Linked DNA regions of Homo sapiens: region 2 is linked to region 1. Evidence: chromatin loops called from intact Hi-C (ENCODE). Cell type or tissue: PC-3. All regions are shown on one strand. Links, peaks and the distances in the headings refer to the core of each region. The heading gives the core; the rest is flanking DNA.

Region 1 (11,311 bases), core at 1,429-9,428:
GGTTTTGATTTGCATTTCCCTAATGAATAATGACGGTCAGCATCTTTCCTTATACTTAGTGGCCATTTGTAGATATCTTCTTTGGATACTTATTTGAATTCTTGGCCTATTTTTAATTCAATTATTTATCTTTTTGTTATTGAGTTGTAAGAATTTGTATATATTCCACATACTAGTCCCTTATCAGGTGTGTGATTTATGAATATTTATTGCCCTATTCTGTGGGTTGTCTTTTCACTTTCTTGATAATATCTATTGAAGTACTAACGTTCTTCATTTTGGGGGCATTCAGTTTAACTTTCGTTGCTTGTGCTTTTGTTGTCATATCTAAGAGGGCTTTGCCTAAGGTCATGAAGATTTACTTCTAAATTTCTTTTAAGAGTTTTATAGTTTTAGCTCATACATTCATGTGTGTGATTCATTTTTTGTCTGTTTTGAGGAAGGGATCTAACTTTATTTTTTTGTATGTAGATAATAACTTCTTACATCTTATTAGCCAGGATATGTCATATGGCCACATTTAGCTTCAAGTGGGGTTGGGAAATGAAATTTTGGGGGTGCATATTGCTATTCTAAACAAAATAGAATGCAACCAGCAGCATCTGCCACAGTGTATACTGTTTTTAATTTTGACTCAAAATAGTATACCAACAAACTCCAGCCTTTTTTTTCTTTTTTTGAGACGGAGTCTCACTCTGTTGCCAGGCTGGAGTGCAGTGGCACGATCTCGGCTCACTGCAACCTCCGCCTCCCGGGTTCAAGTGATTCTCCTGCCTCGGCCTCCTGAGTAGCTGGGACTACAGGCGCCTGCCACCACGCCCGGCTAATTTTTGTATTTTTAGTAGAGACAGGGTTTCACCATGTTGGCCAGGATGGTCTTGATTTCTTGATCTCGTGATCCACCCACCTCAGCCTCCCAAAGTGCTGGGATTACAGGCATGAGCCACCGTGCCCGGCCACTCCAGCCTTTTTAAAATATGAATTTGGCCAAGAAGCATTGTCTGTAACTGGCCCCAAAAAGGATTTTTAAAAAAGTTGTCTGATTTTGTTTGTTAATATGCTTATATCCTGACCTCTCTGAAAATCTGACTTTGACCGAGAAGCATTATCCATAAGTGGCCTCACAGAAAGACTCAAAAATAAATTTTCTGGATTTTTGTTAGTATGGTTTTTCTGAAGTTAATCCTACAAGATGGAAGGAATACACTGTTTCTTATGCCTCTACCCAACTCTCTGCCCCTTTATCCTCCCCTGTCCCCCCTCACACCAGTTCTCGTCTGTCTTTGTTGGCTAACATTACATAATTTTAATGGGTTTAACAAACATACCCTTAAGTGGACATGTTTTTGGCCTCTGTACTGAAATCTCTTAGTATTCTCCCTTGCTCTTGGGTTAGAAAACCTTCTTGTTACCACTTTCTGGTAAAATTTTATGCTATGAGAGGTAGGCTGTTTCATGGCTTTCAGTCTAGGTTAAGTGCCAGAACATGTTCTTTATTTTACTATTCGAAAGGGACTTGGAATTTATTCCACTATCTCCTGATATCCTTAGGATGAGTGGTGTGAGTAGAATGGGTCCTGGTCATGCTTTATAGAATTGGCCCTTGAGCAGACCTTCATAAACACCTTGCTAAATCTAGGACAGCAGGAAAGACAAGAAAGGGGCAGAGTTAACCAGCTGGTCCACTGAGGGATAAAGAAAAGCATCCCTTCCCTGCCTCCTTCCACCCCAGGTCGCTCCAACCTCCTGACGATGCCTGGAAGCGGTGTGCAGATTGTTTAACAGGAAATGTGTGGGTATTTGTTATTTTGCTGATCTCTATGGAATGTCCCTTACTGAATTTCATGGTTTGCCAAATTTGGCAGAGTTCTTCACTTCTTTGACTGTATAGCTCTGAGGTGTGAGATTGATGTTCGATGATGAAGGGAAACCTAAGTGGGTCCTGAGGTTCCATTAATACCTCTGCCTTCACTCTGCCTCTTCTTCTGTTTCCTGCTCTCCCAGATTGAGCCAGGTGTTTACAAAAATCTGGTCAAGGGCTGATTCTATAAAGCTGACTTCCTACACTGAAAATAAAATCTGTGGTCATAGAAGGAATTTTGAACCCCAGACATCTGTTGTAGACGTATAGAATTGATCACAATGTAGGATAGGTAGAAATATTTATAATGATAGTGCTGAAATCAATATTTGGAGCTTAATATGTGACAGGCAGTTTTCCTGGTGCTTTACATGGATGTACTCATTTAATGCATAAGAATAGTAAAGTGTATTCTCATGGTACTTTTCACTGTACAAAGTGTTCTTGTATTTATTTGATTCTTATAAAAACCCTGTGAATATGAGACCAGAGTAGACTAAAGAGACATGACAACTAAATGCAGTGTGGCACCTTGGGTTGGATCCTGAAATGCAGAGAGGACATTAGTGGAGAAAATGGTGAAATCCAAAGTCTGGAGCTTAGTTAATAGTAATGTACTATATATAGTAACATAAGATGTTAACAATGGGTGAGGGGTATATGGGAACACTCCTATATTTTTCTCTGAATCTAAAATTACTCCAAAATAAAAAAGTTTATTTTTTTTTAAAAAAAACCCTTATGATCTAGTCAATGCAAGTCTCATTATCCTCATTCCCCAGATTTGTACTGTTTGGAAAGGCTGAGAACCTTGCTCAATAGCACAGGGGGGAGGTGGTAAAAGACCAGGACCTAAACTGGAGTCCTTGCATTCTTACCTGAGTGCTGAGTACTGAGGAGTACTGCCTTAGGAAGAATGCACTGCTTTCTGCCTACGTCATCTCCGCGCATCCTCCCCACAGCCTTTCGAGGGTTGAGAGGTGATACTTTCATTTTACAGTTAAGAGATCATTGCCATTCATTCTCACTACTGGACAAATAACTCAAAAATATGTTTCCTGTTGACTTCAAGTGACTATTGACTTCCATATTTGAATGGAGAATACAGTACATATTTTGGGGCCCATTTGATTAAACCAGTCCAACTGTTGAAATCTCATTTAGGGAGTGTATAGAGATGATATGATGAATGATGGCTAATGCCCAAAGGCAGTAGTTTTGAAAAAGAATAGTAGTGTAGTGGTGTCTTCTGTGATCTCTGACACAGAAATCTGTGAATGGACAGAAAATAGAAACACAAGAATTGCCCCCATCAAATTCAGATTTGTTCTGCAAATGTGGTGATTGTGAGTCTAAAGATGGTACGCCAGATTCCATATCCTGTAAGTGGAAAAGAGAAGTGATGTTCAATTTCTGTCAACATGGCAATTTATTTTTTAAAATAGCAGGGTGACTTAAGAGATTTATTTGGAAGCTTGCAGAACAAGGCTTACTAACAGCTTGTGGTCATCTCAGTATATCTTGGTCTTTGGATTTAGATTCTTTTGCCAGTTGTGGCCTGACCTGACTATGCAGGATGACATGTGTTCTAACACTTTTCCAACGCTCTATTCTCTAGATTCTCTTTGATTTGTGGTCAGTGTCCTACACAGGGTTGTTTCAGCCTCTTCTCTCATAAAAGAGAGAGTGCTATTGCTGTCAGTCTGTGGATCTGTTTTCCAGCAATTGATTGTTCAGGCTGATGTTCTGTGTATCCGAGTTCAGTTCTGCATATCCTTAAAAAAATTTTTTTTCTTTGAGACAAAGTCTTGTCCTGTCACCCAGGCTGGAGTGCAATGGGTGATCTCGGCTCACTGCAACCTCTGCCTCCCGGGTTCGAGCAATTCTCCTGCTTCAGCCTCCTGGGTAGCTGGGATTACAGGCACACACCACCATACCTGGCTAATTTTCATATCTTTAGCAGAGACGGGGTTTCACCGTGTTGGTCAGGCTGGTCTTGAACTCGACCTTGTGATCCGCCCGCCTTGACCTCCCAAAGTGCTGAGATTACAGGCGTGAGCCACCACACCCGGCCAAAAAAAATTGTTTTAATGTAGGTACAATTTCTAGCAGCTAACATTTATTGAGGAAAACCATGCGCCTAGCATGTACTTTACATGGGAGTTTGGTCCTTGTAACTGTGTTAAGTGGATACTGGTTTTATTTTACATATAAAGAACACACTTAATTGAGAGACCTGGAAGACCACACAGCTCATACATGATAGAGCTGAAATTTAGCTCCAGGGTTTTCAGACTCCAAGGCAACTAGGCTACAGTTTAGCTTGCCACAGAACCACTCACTTGTTATTAGACAATAACAAGTGTTGGCAAGGGTGTAGAGAAGTTAGAACCCACAAACCCTTCTGAGGGGAATGTAAAATGAAACAGCTGTTGTGGAAAACCCTCTGACAGTTACTCAGAGAATCCTGGCTACATATTAGACTCACCTTGGAAGCTGGGAAGCTTCTAAGAAGCACCCATGCCTGAGCCCCACCCTATACCAGTTAAATTAGATTTAAGTCAGAATGTTAGACTTGAAGAGACTAGATCATTCCATCTGTCCCTTTTACTTCCACATTTTGACATTTTATCAATAGATAAGCTGACGCCCCAAGTCACACAGTCATTCAGTATCAGAAGCCAGCCTAGAATGCAGGTGTCTTGATTGTGATCTTAAAGTTGCTTCCATACTCAGATCAACTACTACTAAATATGTTAGAACATTTACTGTATACAAAGGCCTAGGCATATGTCTAGTAATAGGTGTTTATTTATATGTAACATTATCGAAATGTGCAGGCATGTACATCTATGTGATTTTGAGAATTTATATTCCTATGTCATGATTGAATTCATAGGCTTTGCAGCCAGATTGCCTCGTTTGAATTTTGGCTTCACTGCTTCTCAGCTATATAACCAAGTTACTTAACCTCTCTGTTCCTTACTTTCTTAGTGACACACTGGAATAACAGTATTTCTGCTATGGACTAAATGAGTTAATGTATGTAAAGTGATGAGCCAGTGTTGAGACACAGGAAATGCTCCATAGGTGTCAGCTATTGTAATGTATGAGTCAGATTGTACTCAGCTTACAACTTCTGAAACTCCACAGTTATTACATTCATTCATTGCAAAAGAATTATAATAAACTATGTGGTCTGCCTCATCTGTCTCAAATTTTATATACCTTTCTATAGGCTCTTAACAGGGTCTATACTCTCATGCTTCATAGCCCATGATTTTTTATCTCCTGGAAAACATGTTGATGTTCTAATTTATTTTCTTCATCTCTGGGCTCACTGTTGGACCACTACATCTCAGCTCAGTTCAGCAATGACCTTCTGTGTATTTTGTTAATAAATGTCTCAGGCTGCCAGAATGTTGCTCTGATGTAGATTGGTATATTGCATCAGTCATCACCAGGTTTATATTTGTTTACATGCAGAACGATTCTTGTCTCTTGAAGGTCATATTTAGCTGATAAGCAGTATTCAGAAAATCTCGGATTATTTTGTCTGGGACTTTTAGTGATGATTATAGGCTGTTACATGGGAAGAGTTCTACCTGGAGAACTCAGAATACAGATTGAAGCCTGTTGTCTCTGATCTCCCCTAGGTTCTAAGCTTTGTTGCATGAAATGTATTTGTTACACAAACACTGCTTCAGTCAACAGGCATGGAAGAATGGACCAGTTACAGTGTTGTTAATTACCACTTATCGAATGCTCTTAAAGGAGCCCTTTTAAAAAAACCTTTCTGCTCAAAGATAGTAAGGTGTTAAGTAGAGTGACAGTCAGATTAAGGACACCCCGCTGAATCTTCAAGCAAAGAGAAAAACTAGAATTTGGGGTGAGACGGTATTTAGAAATAAGGAGATAAAAATCTGAGCTGAAATAGATACAGCAAGCAAGATCAAGACTTGCACCACAAGTTACGTAGGTCAACTCTAGTAATTTGACATAGTAGAAGTAGAATAGGCTATTTTGAAAAATAGTTTCCTACTTTAGGAGATTTGAGGCTCCCAAGAATATAGTGAAGGCACACTCTAGGGAATGCTGGTAGCTGCCCAAACAGGTCCCTGTTGAAGTGGCTTCTGATTTATGCATTTGGAAATTTAATCTTAAGAGTTCAGAGTTGAATGGACTCTCAGGGATGCTAAATCACATATAATTTGATTGAGACTAAATAATTAAACCATATTGCTAATCTCTAAGTTTTCTATTTTTAGATAAGGTGTATGGGAAACAAACTTATAAAAGATTGCTTTATGAATGTGAATTCAGAGCAAGAGCAGTTAGTAATAGGATTTGAATATGTTCTGATACCACATTCAGCTGATAATCGATTTACCTACCCTTCAACAGGAGGCCCACCTTACTGGAGAAGTTGTTACGCCTCCCATTTTCACCCCTCCCCTGTTAGGGCTTATCATCTCTTTAACTTTTCTCTAAGTCTTTGTAACTGACTGTCCGTGACTACCTCTGAATACTCACACAATTTTATTAAATATGTTAAAACTTTCTATCAAGTTATTCTCCATCCTCATGGCCTGAAAGGGTCTTTCACTTTAGGATGACTTGACATGTCTCTGCTGACACCCATTTAGTAGGTTGATCATTTCCAAATTTCCAACAATGCATCACTGTTTCCCTGGTGTTCATCTGTCACTGGAAGTGTTCAGTCAGTAGGATGCCTGTTTCTTAGAATATTACTAAGAGGGTTACTTCATTAGACAACTGGAGCAGATGACCTTTAAGTTCTAACTTATGGGAAAGTAGTGATTCTTTTACCTCTGTAGGCCTTGCTGATCCTGGAAGATTTCTTTGAAGTAAACCTAAGAATTAGTCATTTCACGGTATCTGCAGAAGATTTGTCCTAGGATTTCCTAGATACCAAAATCTGTGGATGCCTAAGTCCTTTGTATAAAATGATGTAGTATTTGCACAGAACCTACATGTATCCTCCTGTATAAATCATCTCTAATTACTCATACTACATATTACAATGTAAATGCTCTGTAAGTAATTCTTATCACATATTTTTACTTGTATTATTTTTTATTGTTGTATTGTTATTTTTAAATTTTTTCCAATATTTTAGGTCTGTAGTCGGTTGAATCCACGGATATGGAGCCCGCAGATACAGAGAGTCGACTGTTTGTTTTCTTGCTTTTTAGGAGTCACTCCCACCGAAATTTGACATAAATATCAGCTTGGCATATGTTAGCAGTCACACTGCTGTGTGTTAGCAATTCCATTACCTGCCTGTTACCCTATCACTACACCACATTCTAGCCAAACTAAAGTGCTGCCGTTTCTCAGGCATGCACCCCGTCCCAGCTATGAACCCAAATGGAATCCATTCTCTTTTTTTTGAGATGGGATCTTTTTCTGTTGCCCAGGCTGAAGTGCAGTGGCATGATCTCGGCTCACTGCAACCTCTGCCTCCCAGGTTCAAGCAATTCTCTTGCCTCAGCCTCCCGAGTAGTTTGGACTATAGGCGTGTGCCACCATACCTGGCTAATTTTTGTATTTTTAGTAGAGATGGGGTTTCACTCTGTTGGCCAGGCTGGTCTTGAACTCCTGACCTCAGGTGATCCACCTGCCTCAGCCTCCCAAAGTGCTGGTATTATAGGCATGAGCCACCGTGCCCAGCCTAATCCATTCTTCATGGTCTAGTTGACACTGTCCATTACCTCCCAACTTCCCTAATTTTAATACAGATCCTTCACGTGTTTTGTACTTCTGATGGTTGTTATGTGGCATCTTGTTAATAGGTACTTTTATTTTTCCCATAATAGTGGGTAAGCCCTTGATAGCAGGAGTTTATTTCTTTTTATTTGACTTCCAGCACTCTGATGCACTCTGCCATCCTTGTTTTAATTCGTATCAATATATAAAATAATGTAGATACTAAGGACAATATCAGAATGTTAAGGAGAGGCATGGTTACATTTAATGTTAAAACTCAGACTATAACCTATATAGGATACTTGAAAGAAAAGATCAGAATTCCAAGTTACTTAGGGAAACTTTAGCATTACTATAGAAATCCAACCAAATATAATGGGATTAGGGTGCCAATAGAAAGTGAGGAAATGGAACGTGGTGTAAAGTATTATTTCAAGAAGTTTTGGTGTTCAGGAAAGTAGTTTGAGAAGGAGGGAAGGGTCAAGAAAAGTTATTTTTTGGAGAGATGAAAAACATTTTCTTAGGCCTAGAGGATGGAACTAGAAAGAGATGGAATATTTCAGAAAGAATATTGATGGAGAGCGATATCCTGAGAGAAGAGGGGGAGGTAAAATCTGGGGAAGGGGAGGGGTACATTTTTCTCTGAGACAGAAAGAAAGGCGTAGGTGTAAGGTAGGAGTGCTGAGTTCTACCAGTTTCCCTAATGTGAGAGTATTCATAGTTTCCCTAATGTGAGAGTATTCATAGTAATCTATTGAGGATGAAAAAGCAAGAGTACTAGAAGACATGAGAAGAGCTGAGGTGTGTTGTAGCTTACTCATGAAAATTATCTTGTATATTTCTTGATATTATTGTCCGTCTTTTCCAGCTAGATAGTAGGCTCCATGAGGAAAAAGGTTTTGCTGTCTTGTTCACCACTGTCCTTAGCGCCAAAAAATAGTGCCTGGCACATCATATATACTTCATAAATATTTGTTGGGTGAATGTTGAATGGAGAGTGAAAGAGGAAACTAACTGGAGATACTCAAAATGATTGCTTTCATCCTTTAGCTTTCAATAAATGTACAGATCATAACTACACCATGTTAACTGTTTCAGTACAGATCTGTCAGAAAAGCTTATCTGAAAGTACTGAGGGGCATAGAAAGGTAATTATTGGATTTTTTTCCATACTTAGAGATTGGTAGCATGGGGACTGGAACTTTAGGGTTTTGGCAAGTATGTTTTGGGATTATTTGACCAAGGAGTGCAAAATGTTGTTGTGGTACCCTAGCGACTCTTCCATTAAACGGAACCTTGATCTCTGATAGCTTGATAGATATGGCATTAATTATTAGCTGCTTACACAGTAATATTCTCCTCATCTTCCTTAGGATTCCTGTATTGTTAGATGTGCCACTATACCCAGCTTAAAACTACATTTCCCAGCCCTTCCTGAAAATAGAACTCATTTATGAGATATAGGCAGAACTTTCTAGATGAGATTGCTGAGAAAGCTCTCTAAAAGAAGCTGACCTAAGAGGACACCCTGGTGTACTTTCCTTCTTGCTGCCTGGAATGTAAATTTAACGGTTTGGAACTTCAGGGGTTACACTGGGACCACCACACAACCTCGAGGATGTAAGCCAGTGCTAAGGATGGTAGAATAATGAATTGTTGAGCTGCCATATTGGGATTCTTTCAGCCTTCGTGTTTTGAGACATTTTATTATTTCAAGACTGATTTGTTATAAAACTCTATCTTGTTTAAAGCACTGTTATTTTGGATCTCTGTTTCTTTTAGTAGAACCCCATTTATTAGAAAGGAATTGAGGGACTAGAAGCCTCAACCTGGTCAACCGAAGAGCTGATTTCATGGGAGTAAGCATAAGAGATTGAGGTCAGAGAAGGGTTTCTAAGTGAGGTGGCTGGGTAATGAAAGGGTCTAAGACAGCAGTCCCCAACCTTTTTGGCATCAGGGACTGGTTTTGTGGAAGACAGTTTTTCCACAGATAGGGCGGTGGTGGGGGATGGTTTCAGGATAAAACTGTTTCACCTCAGATCATCAGGCATTAGATTCTCATAAAGACCGTGCAACCTAGATCCCTTGAATGTGCAGTTTACAATAGGGTTTGTGCTCCTCTGAGAATCTAATGCTGCCTCTGATCTGACAGGAGGCGGAGCTCAGGCGGGAATGCTCGCTCGCCAGCTGCTCACCTCCTGCTGTGCGACCTGGTTCCTAACAGACCACTGTTGGTACCATTACCTAAGAGATGGTCATAAGGAGCTAAAGTAGAATGCTGGTGAAAGTTCCTGGCGTAGACAAAGTCAAGGAAATAGTATTTGTATGTACAGATGGGAAACCAAGAGGTAACCCTTTGATTAGGCCAGTGTTTCTTTGAGTTTTGGTTTCAGGGGCCATCAAGGATCTGTGAATCTATGGACACCTGGAATCTTCTTTTAAAGACTGCAATTTGAGATACACTATAAAATACAGTCAACCCTTGAACAATGCAGGGGTTAGGGGCACCAACCCCTGTGCAGGTGAAAATATGGGTGTCCCTTTTGACTCCTTTGTTAGCGAAAGGAAAGATGGTGGCTGGAGTGATGGTTATTAAGTATGAGACAGTTCATTCAAATGGAGGCGATCTGTTCATCAAGCCATTAGGGGAGAAGTGATCTTTTGCCTTTAAGAGTGGAGTTGCCTTAAAGTGGGATTGTAGTTGAGGACTAGAAAGAAAAAGACTGAAAGACTTCAAATCCCTTCCATTCTTAATATTCTATGATTCCAGATTATCTTTACTATGTATTAGTTAGGGTTTGGTACCTTTTTTTTTTTTTTGCAATTAATAAAACTAAAACTATCTGCCAGCTATCACCCATATGCCTTTAGTTACTGTTTGTGCTGACAGAACCCCAAAACAGTAAAATCATTAATGTAGCTGAAGAATCCAAGTGTTCAAGACACTGTCTAATTGGAGTCTAAAAGATGTTAAAGGACTTTCAGACTCTTTTAAAATTAAATTTGCTAAATTCTTTTAAATGATTTTGTAGATTTCCATAATAAATATGGCAAACATTTCTCTTATGGGATGTAAATAATCAAACTCTGTTTCACTGGAGAGTAATATTATAAAGCACTTAGCTAATCAGATTGTGAGAGTTGCTCAAAATTTCTAACCATGTAATTTTTGCATAGAGAGAGTGCCTCCTGCTGTGCAATTAACTGGTTTTATTAGCTATAAAATTGGTTGATGCTGGTTGGCCTGATGGCCTAGTGCCTGTAGGGAGTTAGATCTTGGTTCTTGACCTGATTCTGCACAGTTGAGTGTCAGGAAGACTTGGAAATCTTATAGTGGGGACAGCAGCTCAGGCCCTAAGAGGAAGCTGATGAGTTGTTTCTCACGCTTCTGTGACTAAAGGGAGCTTTGGAACTTTCTAGACCAGTTAATTTTTCCTTGTTCGTTTTATTCTGTATTCAAATTAGGTTTGTGAAGTGGAGTGGTATGGTTTACTGATGATAAGCAGGGCTTTGAGATCATACTACTTGTACTAAAAACCTGGCTTTGCCATTTCTTGTACCCTCGGGCAAGTTTTAAAGTTTCTCCTTGCCTAGGTTTCTTCCCCTGTGAAAGGGTGATTAATAGTAAGCCCTAACTCATGTTTGCTGTGAGAATGTAAGGGTTCAATCTACAGGAAGTTTTTGGCCTAGCTCACAGTAGGTACTCAATACATGTTAGCT
Region 2 (11,311 bases), core at 1,461-9,460, 49 kb after region 1:
GTATCTTTTCCCCTCCCCAGCCCTAGCCCCCTGTGGAGTGGTAATTGCAGCCAAATGAGGGGCTCCATTTCCTGCTCAGCCCTCTTGCTGCCCAGCCTCCCTCCCTGTGTAGGTCAGGGTGATTGCATACCTGTTCTGTCACCCTTCCTTTACGTGTGGTGTTCACTAGAATTGTCCCCTTGTGGGATGCCCCTTACCTTTTCCTAATCACTTGTGTGACTCAAATAGAATTATTCAGTAGCTCCTCTAAAGGAGTACCTTACACACTTGATTAAAAGCCCAAAGAGGCTTCAGTGAATTTTTTTTCTCCTGCTTGAGCAGCATCTGCCAATTTCCCTGATTTTCCTGCTAATTATCTTCGTATTAGCCAGAATTCATTTACTGTGTTATGGTTGAAATGAGACTGAGCACTGGCTGAGGAAATAGTGGATATGGAGTGAAAGGTTTCTATGATTTGCTTGACTAGAGAGTATGTGTGCTCCATCTACGTTCCTATTAGAAATGAGCTTTTGTTTTTAAAACAAGGGAAATCTGAGTCGAAGCCACTGGTTCTCTTCCTGCTTCTCCCAGGGCGCCATACCTAAGACAGGGCCTGTCGCATTCTCTCAAGTACTGTCACTTTCCCTTCACTCACATTAAAAGGAGTCAAGAGCCTGACCTTTGGGGTGAGCCAGCAGGTTCATAGTCTGGCTCTGTCACTGGATAACTGACTGTCTTTGGGCAAGTTTTTTTTTTTTAACTTTTTAAATAGTTACCTCACCTATAAAATAAGGGTAAGATGTATCCAGTAGGATTGCTATTAATCATGGTAATATATGAAAAGGGCATCTGGAATATAATAAGTACTCAATAAGCGGTGGTGGTTTTTATTATTAGGACTATTACTGATAAAACTAGAATTGTTTTTGCACTTTACAGAGTATTGGTAGACTCACATTTTTGAACTCCATTTGTATAAACAGGGAAAAGTAACATAGTATACAAATCTCCATTACTCAGTGTTTCAAGAGAACCCAAAATCAGCAGTATTCCTAGCATCAATTTGCTTTCTTTGGGCATTCCACTCAGATTTAATAATCATACTGATCTCAAGAACTGCACAAAGATGAACACACACATAAGCTCACTTTCACATAGTCAGCTTATATGTATAGAAAGTGTTTATTACATCTTAGAGTATGGTATAATAGATTATATTGTAGGTAGATGAAAATAGATCCCTTAGACCGACTCATTTTGCGGGAGATTTCTCCAAAATCTAAAATGTAACTTGTAAAATCTAAATATTACAATTTTGCAAGTATCTACCATTGTGGGGTAGGTAGGTTAGCCAGTGATTTGGATTTGGGGCTCAGTTATTTTTGATGAGACCATTATTGAACCTTTTAAAATATTGTTGAATTCCCAGTTATTATTTCCTAGACAAATGTATCAGAAATTGAAGGTAGAACGAGTTTTAACTAACAAAATATACAATCTAATTTGTGAGAACATAAAAATTCTGATAATTTATGAGATGACATTAAATCAGTCAGGCCCATTGGTTTCATAAAATTTTAAGTCTGGCTCTAGATGTCCTAATTTCTAAACCAGGTTTTTTCTTTATAAAAAAGAACGTAAAAAGTATTTAATATATAGAAGAAGTTGTGTGCTTAATTGTTTTGCCCAAGTTTCTACAGTTGGGGTTGGTTGTGTCTGGTAATTAGATACAATTACATGTTAGATAAGGTCTCAGTAATATGTACCAAAAAATATAAAGTACAAAAATAAAAATTCCATTTTCTTTTTGTTCCAGGTTCTCTGGGAGATGCTAACAAGGGAGGTCCCCTTTAAAGGTTTGGAAGGATTACAAGTAGCTTGGCTTGTAGTGGAAAAAAACGAGGTAAGACTACGTTTCTCCATTCAGGTACATAGATCAGAAAACAGTATTGGGGTTTTGCAAAAGACTTTTTCATCTTCTTCAAATTGAAAGTAAGTTCACGCTTATGGAAAGATTAGCAGTAGGAGCTAACACAAAGGGTCAAAGTGATGTTATTCCTCATGAATGGACCCTTTACATCTAATTGTTGCAGCTTCACGTCGTGATGCTGTAGATCAAAAATTGTACAAGTACTGTACTAGTTTCTCAGTCTCAATTGTAAAACCTAGGGGTTTGTTCTTAGTGATGAAAGAAGCCATTGCGTCCAAGGTAGGGGAACAGTTTAACTCCATCTCCTGCGTTTAGGACATCTTTTTTACTGGCCGGGAGTTGATATATCTGTAAGAGACCTTCAGCTACTTCAACTTACCTCTCCCAGCAGGAGTCACTATAGTACAAGAAACTGTCGCTTAGATGAGAATTTCAAAAATAAAAGAAGAAAAAATAGTTTCAAAAAAGGGAAAAATTACAGTTTTGCCACCTACGTTGAACACTACATTGAAGATGAGCTCCTCACTGGAATTGGCGAGGCAGTGGCATAACTGTTCGCTTCTTCATGCAGAGCCTTTCCATTTCAAAAGAACTTCAGTGGCGTAAACACCGTTTGTGCTGTGTCCCCAGCCTCGCTTCTCTTCTTCCCACAAATTGAGGCTTTCAGTTAGTTGGACCTATGAGCCTACATCAGAGAACATGGTACATTCATATCAAAGAGAGCAACTACATTTTGAAAGGTTTAAAATTGTGACTGAAACGCACAGCCATGGAAATTCTCAGCATAAGGATGAAGCATCCAATATCAAGGTATTATGAGAACTTAGATCATGTAATGGAAGCAAGCAGTTGTCTTTGCAATGCAAAACTACTTTATTTCACAAAACTTCTTCATTTCCAAATCTTATCTGTGCTCTCCACAAAGGGTAAGACTGCAACCTTAGAATAAAATAATTTGCAAAAAGGTGAATATATAAAAATATTCCCTTTTAATGCTCTAAAAGAATTAGATTCATCTGCTTCCCAGGTGAATGCAGGAACAAACTAGATTAATCAAAAAGCTGCTATTGACTAGGAGAAACCAAGTTTCCATCTTTTAGATCACATAATCCAGAGTTACCATATAATTTTTCCTCCTGATTCATTGGGAGTGGATGAAATGTTGATGATAGCTGAAACTGATGGGAAAGAGCTGCCAATTTAAGAAATGAAAAGGAGTTATATGCAAGAATGTGCCTTACTCATTGTTTCACAGGAGCTGTTCTGTTTTAATTAAAAGTGATAGTAATTCCTCATGTGCTATTAAATAAGATCTTACACACAGGATGACTGATATTGTCGTCATATGAGGAAACACTTGTTTCTGTTGTATTTCTTTTGCCAGTAAGATGATTAGAGATCTTGTTCTGGGTTTACAAATGAAAGCAAAGAAAATTACTGACCTTGTGTAGACTCTGGAACCAAAACATTCAGTGTAATCTTTTCCCTCTGCACTATTCCAAGATAAACTAGGAGAAAGGTTGTTTTTTTTTTTTTTTCATTTTGTTTTGTTTTTGTTTTTTTAGCTAACTGGACCCTCCAAATATGTATAAGACAGAATAATTAATATTTTTAAATAATATCTAAAGGGTGGCAGAATAGATATAAATTTAAAGCACTTTTTAAAACATTGGAGTATCCGTGAAGGATTTTTAAAGCTGAAGAAAAAAATGAATTTAGAAGCTGCCTGGATAGTTGACTTGAGGATTGGAATCACCCATGAATAACCTTCAGAACCTCTTCAACATTATACATGCAGAAGCAGTCTTTTTTCTCCCCAGAGATCCCAGAAAGTAGAGTTTACTATTTTATTCATGATATGTTCTGATGATCAGCTAATAACTGATGAAGACTACTCAAATACTTCCCACACTGTATTCATTAAATATAATAGTTAGTTGAAAAAAGCCTACATGGTGAAATACATTTTCTCAACTTTCTAATGAACTTCAGTAAAATTGGGTATTACAAGGATATTTATCTGCTATTCTCATTCTGTACAATATTTATTTGTCAAAAATATGGAAATTAAGTTTCAATGTAAGTTTCAACATCATCATTTAAGAAGGTATCTTCATTTCACCTCACAAATGGAGGTATCCATTTCCAAAATAAATTCTGTTGACATAGCATAAAGATAATTCACAAGGGTTTATTTCATTTCATAACAAAATTGAGGCTTTGACTTAAACATAATTTACAAAATCCCTTCAACTTCTAATTCTTTTACTGTATTTTTACTATTGAATATTTTGGGTTATGGGTTGAAAAGAGAAAGTCGTATTTTTAACAGGCCTCATTTAAATAAAGAAAGACATGTTCAAGTGTTCAGGAAGACATTTTAAATGTTATCTAGTCATCTATAATATCTATATCCAAGTATTAGAGTTGTCTTTTTTTTAACTTTTTATTTTGAAATAATTATAGATTCACAGGAGTTTGCAAAAATATTACAAAGAATCAAAAAATTAGCTGGGTGTGGTTGTGCATACCTGTAGTCCCATCTACTGGGGAGACTGAGGTAGGAGGATCCCTTGAGTCCGGGAGGTCAAGGCTGCCACCATTATCATACCACTGCACTCCAGCCTGGGTGACAGAGTGACACCCTGACTCAAAAAAGTTTTTTTATTTTTAGTAGAAATGGGGTTTCACCATATTGGCCAGGCTGGTCTTGAACTCCTGACCTCAAGTGATCCACCTGCCTCGGCCTCCCAAAGTGCTGGGATTACAGGCATGAGCCAACGTGCCCGGCCAAAAAAGTTTTTTAAATTAACAAAAACTAAAGAAATTTGTGTACTCTTCACCCAGCTTCCCTCACTGGTGAAATCTTACATGTCTGTAGTATACTGTCAAGACCAGGCAATTGAGATTGGCGCATTACTCTTACCCAGACAATAGACCTTATTCATTTTCACCATTTAAGATTACTTTTTGCATCTATAGAAAAATCAATACTTTCTAAAAATTATATCTGAAGATCTTTGCTTCTAATCCCTTAATAATAAAATAAGATGTTTAAACAGTCATATTTCTAATATTAAATCCTATTAAAACTAGATTCATAAAGCACTGCTAAACTTTACAAAGTAAACAATGAACCTTTATAGAAGGCATGAAATTAAGAGGGCATTACTCATAAATTTTTTAAATGGAACAGATGGATATATTTGCTTTTGTCATTTCCATGGTACTCAATCAGTGATCATTCAGAATGTTCTGGTAGCATAATTTCTATTTTTATAAATACTTAAATTCTTACATATGTGTTTGTTCTAAATAACAAAACTATTTGACTAACAGAAATCTTCATAAGACTTAATCCACTGTTCTTGACTATACTTTAGAAAAAGATAAAAACTTGACTTAAAAAAAATTTTACATCTTATGTAGAAAATGGTGCAAAAATGAATATGCTCTTTTAAAAATGTCATGCCTAATTTAGTGATTGGGAAATATTTTAATTTGAAACTTTTATTTAAAAATATTTGTTTTAAGTAGTATTGCAAACCTGGTGCTAAGATCTGGTTATTTCAGAATGTTTTCATGTATTAGGAATGCCCACAGTTATGTAATCAGGACTTAAATAATTTGAATTCTATTTTAAAGTACTTTTTAACGCACCAAAATAATCCATTGCATAAAGTGTCTGAGTCTAGATTTAACTGATATTTGGCCATGTCAGATTATTTAAAATAATTGTGTTTCCTTGTGTAATGACTTCGATGTGGTATCTAAACAGTTTTTCAGTAAGAAAAGATCACAGAAATGATCATCCTCCATATTCAGCCAGCTCACATTCAGTTCTCAGGAAAATGTTGAGACACAGTTGTACTGAAAAATGTTACCCTTGACGAAAACTCATTATTTTTAGTTACAGAGTACATTCAAGTGCATAATTGCAATTATAGTCTACTTTTATTAATTCCCAGCCCCCAACCATTTTATATTTAAAAAAGTAAACACCTGAATTTTTTTTTAACCTTCATCAAAAGGTCTGCAGTTTACAGTAAAATAATAGTACAGTTTAATACATCTTGTCCTATTCTGTGAAATCACAAGACTAGAAGTTTGAAAGTGCTTAGCACGGCCTTTAGTTTGGAGAGAGTTGTTTTGTTTTTCAACTTTGTTTTGATTTTAGGATTATCTGTAATTCAGAATACAGGTTGTCAGTTTTCTTGTCAAGGCAACTATGTTTCTAGCTTCTCATAGCCTCCCCCAAATCCAGCCAAGTTCAGTTTTAAGTTTTTTATTTGCAAAACTTCTTTGGCAAACAGAACTGTGGAATAAGTCTTAATACTTATTACAGCAGTTCTCAACTCCATCACACCCAATGCTCATTTTATAACAACTATGTTAACAACCCCTTACACTCCCTTGAGGTGAAATTCAAAGGTAACACAACTACCTACACACATTATATTGTAAGTTAACATAATGCTCTAACTGTAATATAAAAGAGAAATAAATGAAAGATGTTTTCCAGTGTACAAATGCTCAAGCATGACCACACCAGAGGAGATTTTGGAACAGTTTTAGGGGATAAATAGAACTCAGCAGCTACAAATGCACCCGGATGGAGTTGGGTTGTATTAACGACTCCAGTACTGGGAGTAGCACTGTTGTTGTTATGTCAGAAATCATGATAAAGTTATGAATCATGCAAGAATCAATAAGCCTTTGATTTATTTTATTTGGTAGATGCATTCTGCAGAGTTCAGTGTATCTTAAAACTGTTCAAAAGAATACTTTGTGTTTATTTGTAAGTTAGAGTTAGATTCTAGGCCCAGAAAATTATAAACTTCATTGTTTGCTTGTTTTACTTACATGAATGTAAATGGGGCATTTGAAATTTTGTGGGATACAGGGGAGTTCCTGGTTATGCAGGATAGTATGGTATATTGAATTGTCTAGCATTCCTGACCTGTTATACTTAAAAGTCGGTTGCAACCCACCAGTCTCTAAAACAAACACAAAATGCTTCTGTGGAATAGAGGCACCACAAGTTCTATGAGAAGCACCACTGTAGGATGTTAGAACAGGACCATCCTCACATTATAATTTTTGTTGTATCGGGTCCTTAAAGTATATGGGTTTGACCAAAACAAAGCCGTAATCAGTCATACGTTCAGAATGTCTTATTTACCACTGAGAAATGTAGAGTTTTTAAAATTATCTCTGTGATCTGTGCTCAGATGTTTTCAGAGTTGTATACCTACTGCCAAAGCTAAACTGGTTTCTAGTTACCTGGCCTATTTACATATATCGCAAGTTGCCTATAAACATACAGTGACATATGGTTTTATATTTAATATTTAAGTTCCGACTTGCCCCCTCCTACTGTAGTTCTGTTTAGATATTTTATGTTTTGTTGCATTAGTTGTACTGAACCTGACTTCTCCGTTCACTACAGTTCCCTTTCAAGAAAAAGTATGAGTCTTTAGAGATTACAGATCTAAACATAAATTGTCACTTGTCACATATTAATCAATGGAAGCTTTAAATTTCATGCCTTATGTTCTTAAAATAACTCTATTATGACCCTTCAGATACGGTGTTTGCTGACATTAATGAATAAATCCCTGTTTTATTTTGTTTTGTTTCCCTCTGTCTATTGTAGAGATTAACCATTCCAAGCAGTTGCCCCAGAAGTTTTGCTGAACTGTTACATCAGTGTTGGGAAGCTGATGCCAAGGTATACATATGTATTTTTGTTATTGTTTAGAATTCTGAAATTTCTCTTGTTTGGCTTTCAGTTTTTAAAACTTAGGGTAATAAAATTCATTACAAAGCAAAGCTGGATTGATGCTCCTATGAGCCCCAGATTGACTGTTAAGGTTTTCTGTTGACATTCTGCTTAATCTTGATCTCTAGAGACTCATTATTAACTCATTCTCATAGCACGCTTTGACATTCTGAATTCAGTATAAATAATTTTATTATTTTGTTTTTAATTTTTAGTAATAACTATTGCACCTATATGCTATTGAGATGGCTAAGACACAGTACTTAGAATATGCCAGGCACTGTTCCAAACACTTTATGTATGTTAACTCATTTATTCCTCAGAATATCTCTATGAAATAGATGCCTCAATTATCCTCATTTAACAGATGAAGAACCAAGACATACAGAGGTTACATCATGAGCTCAAGGCCACACAGCTAGTAGGTAGTAGGGCTGGACATGAACTAGGTCTGGCACAGTCCCTGCTCTTAACCACTGCACTATTTTGCTTTTCTAGCCAAAGAGCAGACAAAAGTAGCGCTTCTAGAGCATCTTGATATGTACTGCCTGTCCAGCTTCAGTGATGTTTTTGAGCTCCACAATAGAGTTGGAGAAATTCCAAAGCTTAGGCTTTCATGTGGTTATCACATTTGAGCATGAATGGCCCATATCCTTTCCCTGCAAAGATCATTTTAAAAGACTCTCGCATACATATGGAAATGTTTACAGATGAAATGATAGGCTAGTCTTGGATTTGCTTCAAAACAAAGTGAAGGGAAATGGATGATGGTATAGATTAAAATGGATTGGCCATGATAATTTTTGAAGCTGAGTGATAATATATAGAGGTTCATTATATTGTTATCTCTACTTTTGTATATTTTGGAATTTTCCATAATGAGTTAAAAAATAAAAAATAGGCTGGGCGCGGTGGCTCACGCCTGTAATCCCAGCACTTTGGGAGGCAGAGGCAGGCGGATCATGAGGTCAGGAGATCGAGACCATCCTGGCTAACACAGTGAAACCCCACCTCTACTAAAAATACAAAAAATTAGCCGGGCGTGGTGGCGGGCACCTGTAGTCCCAGCTACTTGGGAGGCTGAGGCAGGAGAATGGCATGAACCCGGGAGGCGGAGCTTGCAGTGAGCCAAGATTGCGCCACTGCACTCCAGCCTGGGTGACAGAGCGAGACTCTGTCTCAAAAAAAAAAAAAAAAAAAATAAATAAATAAAATAAAACATATTCTCACAGATTAAAGATTAGAATAAGAGAGCAGTTACACTCAAGAAAGGAACAAAAGTTTTATAGTTTAAATTTGTCCAGTTTTTTGTGGAAATAGAGGTATTAAAACTGATCTTTTAAACAGAGACTAAAAAGAAAGACTAAAGAATCAAATTTCTTACTGAATGTAAACCCTGTTCCAATCTGACCCCCAAGAAGAATGGCCATAAAATATACTCTGTTCTTCTACAATATGTTTCTTTAATGGGAATAACTAACTCAGAAGCAATTGGTGAGAATGGAGACTGGGGACTATGTTAGTATAACACAGAATTCATGTTGATGGTTCATAATGTTTCCCAACACATTGTTCTGCACTGAGCACAAAGTGTAATAATGCAGCCAACAAGGCAGCAAGGGACCAGTGCCATGAAGCCTGTTCACTCCACGTGCTCCTTCTTGGCTTGGCTTGGCTTAACTTGGAAGAATTTGTTGCTGGTTCTCCCAGCAACAAACTGTGCTGCGTACATGTTGCAAAATCTTTGCTTTCACTCCTGGTCTTTAGACTTCCCTTACCCTTTTTTTTAAGTAGAGTCCTAGATATTCCTAGTATTATTTTTACTAAAGAATAATCTTTTTAAACTGTGTTAGTATTTTATTTAGGATTGTTGTTCTTTTTATTAGTATTTGATGACACAGTTGCATGGTTTTTGAATGGTCTGCCCTGCTCCTTTTTAGTACATGATTTTGTAGAATGGGGATTTTTAAGCATTAAGAGAAATGCCTACACTTTGCAACTAGTTCAGTAGAAACTATAAGCACGTATTTTCAAGCTTGCTTTAAAACATTTATTTTATACTGTTAAAATGGTATCATACTACCCCTTCCCTACCCTTCTTACTAGTTATATGTCCATTGTGATGTAGAAGTCATTTTGGACATATGTTTCTCTCTGATACATAAATAGAAATTTTGCCTGAAATTATTTGCATTGAATTTGATTATTGCAGCTAGATCTCTATAATTGTGATTAGATTTCAGTATGCAAAGCAAATTTTGAGTTTCTTAATTGAGCACTCAGTACCACATTAATTAAAATTCTAAGAATGTACATTTATGGTACATCCACCTTACACAACAAGAACATTAGGCCCAGTCTTGAAGCTGTGCAGCTGGCATGTCTTTAAATGTAGTAAGCTAACCCTTCTTTAGGACCAAAGAAATCTTGCATTCCAGCCACATGAAGTATAAAGGAAGTTTAAGATTGATTTTTATTTTCTAAATTCATGTCATTTTATTCTGATTAAACAGTGACATGTCCCCTGTATTTGATTTGGTTATATACCTGGCCACGGCCCACATTTCCAACTCTCTCACTGCTGATCTCCTCTAGACACACCTTACATACTTTCATTCCCAAACAAGTTCTCTTCCTTCTTTACTTTCTCCTCTGAATACTTCATCATCAAGTCTTCCTTGGTTATTCTATTTATCCCACCCCAGGCTTAGCACTTTTCCTAAACCACAGTCTGGGCCTTACCTGGTACAGCTGTATTTTTAAAGACATATTTTCTTCCTAGATGGACGGCAAGCTTTATAAGGGTGTAGAGGTAATTGTTACATGTATTTGCCTATTGCACATTACATCAATTTGGAAAGTGGATGCCAAATTTGTTGTTGCCTGAAGTAGCCAGACCACAGTAAATTTCCTGAGTGGTACATCCATTTTCTGGCTAGAAATACGTAGCAATTCAACCAGAAGTTAGTGCCAGTCCTATGCACATATGTAGAGCAATAAAGTACTTTCTTTTTTTTTTTTTTTAAGTCCTTAAATTTTTAGAGTATTAACAAACATCTAGATTAAAATATTCAGCCCACCTATAGAACTGCTGTTCTTTTGCAATGAGGGTCGGGGGCGGGGTGGTGATGTATGCAAGAGAAAGCTGATATTAGGTAAATGTCAAGTCCTTCTAGTGGCTTACAACAGGTGCTCAAAATATTTTATTGAAGAGAAGGAGAAAAAAAGGAAAGGTGGGTATTGGTTCAGGTCCTAAAATGACATTTCTAAATAGGGAAAAAAATAAGTTGGTCTCGTGCAGTGGCTCACGTCTGTAATCCTAGCACTTTGGGAGGCCAAGACAGGCAGATTGCCTGAGCTCAGGAGTTGGACACCAGCCAGGCAACACAGTGAAACCCCGTCTCTACTAAAATACAAAAGATTAGCTGGGCGTGGTGGCGCGTTCCTGTAGTCCCAGCTACTTGGGAGTCTGAGGCAGGAGAATCACTTGAACCTGGGAGGCAGAGGTTGCACTGAGCCGAGATTGCACCACTGCACTCCTGCCTGGGCAATGGAGCAAGACGCCGTCTCCACAAATAATAATAGTAAGTTGAAGTCATAAGTTCAATAGGAAGTAGTAT

What was found. A loop is a pair of places that touch in the nucleus more often than their neighbours do. Peaks named below come from ENCODE experiments on the same cell type or tissue, not always from the same donor. Only the 100,000 strongest peaks of a DNase experiment are listed, where the experiment ranks them.
Region 2: a loop joins it to region 1, with 2.1 times the contacts of the local background. A loop is called at or near these places in 8 of 110 quality-filtered maps.

The regions. Positions count from the first base shown.
Region 1 is chr2:173,146,927-173,158,237 of GRCh38, forward strand. The region is part of intron 2 of MAP3K20 (mitogen-activated protein kinase kinase kinase 20); the gene reads left to right. Among named protein-coding and RNA genes, the nearest start is that of MAP3K20, 77 kb to the left of the region's middle. In PC-3, for the core only: no CTCF peak of the experiment used is centred there; DNase peaks (open chromatin) are centred at 1,785, 4,945 and 6,765; H3K4me3 peaks cover 1,071 bases; H3K27ac peaks cover 4,537 bases.
Region 2 is chr2:173,196,231-173,207,541 of GRCh38, forward strand. MAP3K20 (mitogen-activated protein kinase kinase kinase 20) reads left to right here. Exons shown (of 20, transcript NM_016653.3): 8 at 1,796-1,882; 9 at 7,566-7,640. It overlaps MAP3K20-AS1 (MAP3K20 antisense RNA 1), which reads right to left. Exons shown (of 8, transcript NR_033882.1): 8 at 1,482-2,594. Among named protein-coding and RNA genes, the nearest start is that of MAP3K20-AS1, 80 kb to the right of the region's middle. In PC-3, for the core only: no CTCF peak of the experiment used is centred there; no DNase peak of the experiment used is centred there.